2 separate regions of the Homo sapiens genome follow, and region 1 is linked to region 2. Evidence: chromatin contacts called from ENCODE Hi-C data. All regions are on one chromosome and are shown on one strand. The core of a region is the stretch at or near the end of the contact, and the rest is flanking DNA. Distances in the headings are between cores, read along the strand shown.

Region 1 (2,700 bases), core at 171-2,670, 33 kb before region 2:
CAGAGCTGGAGCCAGCTCCACTAAAGTGCAAGGGTTGATGGTAGAGGAAAAAGTAGTTTTCCAAAGAAATACTGTAGCAGGTTCAATAGAAGAAAAATCATAGGACTCTGGAAGGCCATGGAACAACACATTTGCTATAACAGAGTAGTGTATTGGTTGTGGGTTTGGTCCAGGTGTTATTTTAAAGCTGAATGGCTTGAGGAGTTTAAACTTTCTGCTCATCACTTAACCTTTGGGGTATGTTTCAGAGCCTATAGGAACTGCCCTGGAGGAATCCATGTGTATTTCTTAAGCAAATACTCTGAGATACTCTCAAGAAGCAGGGAGGTTCCTGTGGCCCAACTACCATTTATCAAACCACTCCAGGAATATTGGAGATAACATAAGTGTTTGAATTTTATAAAATTAAATAGAAAATTATTTCTTTAGGGTATTATTATCAAACATCCATTTACAAATATTTAATATTCTTAGCAAAAAATCCAATGATAGGGTCTGTAGAGGATACTAAAGGTTTGCTCAGATCTTGCCTTCTTATTTATCCCTGCTTAAAAAAAAAGTGAGACTCTATTCTGGGTACAGTCTGGTTTTGCAAAGCTTTAAATCTTCAGAGGAATATGTAGAAGAAAAGATCTGAGAACCCTATACGGAATTTGTTTTGAGTAAACCAGACAAAACTAGGAAGAACTAGATTGAGCTCTTTTGCTATGTAGCATGAAAAAGAATTATTCTGTGGGACAGACTAAAGCCACTTTGGGTGTATTTTTTCTCTAGGGCACTTAACTTTATTTATGGTCTCTGTTTCTTGTCACTTCTCAGGTTATCTGGGAACTTTCAAGGCATTTGCTGGCTGGTTAGTTTCTATTAATCAATGTAAGCATCGTCGCATCCTAAGCCTGGATTTTGCTGTCCTGGTAGATAAAGAGGTTATCATCATGTTATTCTCACATCTAACCTTTAGAAGTTAAAAAAATTAAAATTCCACTTCTGAGGATTTTCACAGATCTCTTATTCCAGTTTGATGTATGGAGGCGAGTGCTCAACTTGATACTCTTAGGATTAAGAGCAGGTTTGGGGCCCTTAGGGTTTTTATTTCTTAAATGTCTAACCCATTTCTGGGATATTTCCATAATATTCTTAACTAGCACAATATCCTCTACCCCAGAGGCTAAGAAGAAAACCAATGACTATTTCTTGCATTTGCAAGCCTTTGGGGCAAAGAGTCTTGTACTGTGGGTCTCTCAGAGCAGAGGGAGGCACAGATATTTTCAAGTACTGGTTGTATTCCATTTGATTAAAAGGTAAATACCTAGCATTTTTAAGAGATAAGTAAGTTGGAACTTAAAACACTTAAAAACAACCTATTGCAAGCTGCCCAGTATCTGATGACTCACAAGCCTTTCCAGGTGACCAGGGTTTGACTGAATGCCTGACTTGGCTGGGGATCCCAGGTGGCTGCTTGAACCTCTTGAGATGGTCTCTGACTAAGGACTGTGCCATTTGGGGGACATCTTTTCATATGATCCACTTGCTTCCTAGAATACGAGTGACGCCTCTCAGAGAGGGGCGAGGAGGCTGGCACGGAGGGACTTCGAGGAGATTGTAACTGGCAAATCTGCTTTGCCAAGGACCCTTCCAGCCTCCAGCCTGTGCCACCCCACTCTGATCAAACCTCTGAATCACAATTCATGTGATTTTGAAAAAGCACAACCCTGACCTTGTCACTACCCTGATGAAAACGCAAATGTCACCTTGTCACTGCAAGGTTACAACACTTTGGCGACCTCCTGCCACCCCCACTCCTTTCAGGATGAAGCCCAGATTCCTGTGTGTGCCCTGCAAAGCCCTGAAGGTCTGGCCCTGCTGCCCTCCAGCCTCAGCTTTGCTGCGCCCCCGCACTGGGAGCTGCAGACCTGGGAAAATGTTGCTTTCTCCCAGCCCTCTCCACTCTGCTGACTTCTCTGCCTGGCACCTTCACCTCCCTCTCTTTTTCTCAGCCTCTAGCTCAGATATCAACTTCCCCAGGGGGTCTCCCTAACACTCCCCTCCCTGAAATCTGAGCCACAGAGCCTCCACCTGCTCCCTCCTCTGGACTCTGGAACAAATCCATCCTCAGCATTGTGTCCTTGGGGCCCCAGCATGTGCCTGGCACGTTATGGATGTCCAGTAAATATTTGTTGAATTAATTTAAGCATAGTTTACAATTTTTTCCCTAGGTGGGGCTATGGGGCAGAAAAAAAAATGGTGGAGAGCCATTTGTTTTGCTTCCTCTTAATTTTTTTTTGAAAGTTATATCATTTGAGAATGTGTGTGTGTGTGTGTGTGTGTCTGTGTGTGTCTGCGTTTTAGTATCCTTCAGTATCTGCCATTTTGCAAAGGGCCTTTCTTGATCTATGGCTATCAGGACTGAATATCAGATAACCAAGAGCCTGGGGAGTGGTTTACTTGGATTTGGAGAGGTGAAACTGATGAATGGAGCCATTCCTTCATGATCTGAACTATACTTGTTTATAAATAATGAATAGTGATGAAGTATTTCCTCCTAGCTTTGTTTTGTTTTGTTTTGTTTTCCTTAAGACATCTTGCCTTGGGAAAGTGGGAGGAGAACTTGGAAAACTGTCCCTTGAAACATTCATTAACTGAAAAATGGGGAAAATATATGTCTCATGGAAATGCAGCTTAGCTATCATACATATGGAA
Region 2 (2,700 bases), core at 29-2,528:
GCTCAGCAATTTGCTAAGTGGATAACTTAATGTGTTTCCTTTCTCAGGAAACTGATTTGCATTTTAATGCAAGCTTCCTGGCACCTTGAAGACCATTAGAGACACCTAAAGGATTGAATCTAATGGTGTGAACCCTAGGTGCCAAGACCTAACATCTGGGTTCATAATTTCAAACATATGGTCCATTTCAGATCATGCCATCCACCAGCTGGCTGGGTGGTTCCTGCCAGCCTTTAGGGCAGCCACACACTTAGCATCTTCATTGCATCAACTTATTATTCTTCAAACTAAAAGCAGTTGTCCTCACTGCCGAGTGGGGGAAGGAGCTTTAGATTAGCTGCTAATGGTAACAGCTGTGATTTTCCGAGTGTCACGTGCTGCCATGAGCATGTCATCATTTTGCCACCTCTGTTCCTCACAGCAAACCTGTTTACGGTGGCAGAGTTACTCCCATTTTACAGATGAGAGCAACGAAAGCTCAGAAGGATTATATACCGTGTCCGGAGTCACAAAACTAGAGGTGAAGCGAAATCCAAACTCAGTTTCCCAAGATTTTATCCATCACACTATATCCCCGACCTGGGCAGAAGGAGACTCTGAGATCTACTTCCAATGACTCAAAGTCATGACGATAAGTTCCAACCAACAATATTTACTAAGCAGTTACTATGAACCAGGCAATAGGCTTTTCATGCATTTGATCTCCCCAAGAACCTAACATGGAAGGTCCTAACCTTACGCTCATTATATGATGAAGAGACTGAGAACTATGTAACTTGCCCAAGCTCCAGAGCAATAGAGCTGGAGCTCAAGCCCAGCTGTGGTCTCAGCCACCACTTTTTATTGCATTGCGATTGATTCACTATGTGACTTTTGGCAAGTCCCTTAACCCCTAGGAGGGGGAGGGGGATTTTCTCATCTGACAAATGAAGTTGTTGGCCTGGAAAATCGCTAAGGTGCCTCCCAGGGTTTCCACACGGACTGCCCCCCGTGATGAGATCAAAAAGTGGAGCCAGCCTGGCTGGCCTCCCATCTGTAGTCCCAGGGTTTATTTACCCTTGGTGTCTCTGGCGATGCAACAGCTCAACCATATGGGCTGCCCCACCCTGGGACAGGCTCAGTGACAGGCTGGGGAGCCAAGGTTCTGGTGTCTCTGAAGGAGGGAATTAGCCCTGGGCCACCGAGGCCTGGCTGTTTGGTCCTCTGCCTTGCTAGTCTGCTGGAGGCCTGCAGTCCTTGGATGGACTCTGAGCAGGCACCCACAAGCAGCTGCTCTCACACAGACAACCCTGTGGAGCAGAGCCCTTACTGGCTGCCTCTGCTGCTTTTATTGCTTCATTATCTCTCAAGTCAGAAAACGTGAGGGCTGCAGCTTTGGCTGCAATCTGTTAGTTCCCCAGCTCTCAGGGGCCCAGCTCCTGCTGAATCCAGCATATTCTGCTGTTCCTTGCCTTTTTTTATCATCATCGTTTTGCACACACCCTGAGCTCCCCGATTACAGATGCCCTTCTCTTCTTTGTCCCCAGTTTCACAGTAGCACTGCTCTGTGGCATTGAGGTGGAAAGTTAGAAAAGAGTTTACAAACTTGAATGTGCTGTGCTCAGATTCATTGCTTTTTTCTTTCTGTTGTTGATCCTCAGGAGGAGATGCCCTCCTGGGTACCCCAAAGCTGGAAGCTTGCAACTTTAATCTGCAGTCCCCTTTCAGTCATACTTAACAGATTGCTTTTAGGCATGTGTTAGCTATCCCAGATCCCAAGTGAGAGGAAGTGGCCCTACTTTCTCAGTACTGTACATAGATAGAGCTGGTTTTTCTGTTGCAGCAAGTTCTGAGGGCATGATCATTTATAGGATGATGAAGCTTGCCTATTTTCCTGCACTGGGTTAAAGGGCTACTTCTTTATTTCCAAATCTTCCAGCAATACCTGGAAAAACTACTGGAAATTTGTTTCAAAGACTTGTGATTGTACCAATCCTTCTATTCTTTAAAAAACTGAAGATACTAGGAGAATTGTTATTTCTTTATGCAGAGGAGGCATTCCATCTTGTAATGATGATATCGAAAGACAGACAAGAAAGCGATATCCTTTCAAAGGTATCTGGTCTGAAGAGGTACCTAAACTAGACATTATCTGGGCCCTATTTCTCTCTCAGGGGAGAGGTGGCTCTCCTGCTCCCACAGGGTATGTGGCTTACCCCCAAGAGGCGCTGAGCAGCTGCGCCCAGGGCTCTTTCTGGACTTTATCAAGTACAAGGGGCAAAGTATGTAAACAGCACATGTAATTGCAACTGCGGTTATTACCCCAAGTCAACCTGATCTTGCAGCAACCTGATCACTGGAGCCTTCCTTCACACAATCCAGAGACTCGGTCACCCCATGTCACCTCAGGCTGTGGGCCTAGGCTTGATGATGATGATGAGATTAACGCCATTTGCTTAGTTTAACGTAGGATTTGTGCTGGCTCTTATTAGATCAGCACCACTTGATGGTTACAAGGCTTTTTTCCAATGATGATTCTTGGAAATCACTTGAAACGGCTGACTCCGAGGCTGTATGAGGCTGTATGAGGCTGGACCTGAGAGGGCAGTGAGGAGGAGAGAAGCAGGCAGCATCCTTCAAAGCAGCTGAACTAGCCTGCTCCCTGGGCAGGGTGTGAGGGGCCACGCCTAGACGGGACGGGGTGAATCAGCTTGCTGCTTC

Evidence for each region. Hi-C counts contacts between places; a loop is a spot of excess contacts on that map. Pooled maps may share reads with other maps.
Region 1: a loop to region 2 is called in a map of mammary epithelial cell, with 8 times the contacts of the local background. The contact joins two enhancer-like sites. A Hi-C loop is called at or near these places in 2 of 168 maps with a recorded cell type or tissue (lower lobe of right lung and mammary epithelial cell) and 1 of 50 pooled maps.

What each region holds. Positions count from the first base shown.
Region 1 is chr10:121,112,216-121,114,915 of GRCh38, reverse strand. No RefSeq gene overlaps it. Among named protein-coding and RNA genes, the nearest start is that of LINC01153, 65 kb to the left of the region's middle. RefSeq lists an enhancer at 824-2,023. Within about 2 kb of position 1,420, at least 2 of the 41 ENCODE cell types and tissues checked have a DNase peak (open chromatin) inside an H3K27ac peak, as active enhancers do.
Region 2 is chr10:121,079,014-121,081,713 of GRCh38, reverse strand. No RefSeq gene overlaps it. Among named protein-coding and RNA genes, the nearest start is that of LINC01153, 98 kb to the left of the region's middle. Within about 2 kb of position 1,278, at least 4 of the 41 ENCODE cell types and tissues checked have a DNase peak (open chromatin) inside an H3K27ac peak, as active enhancers do.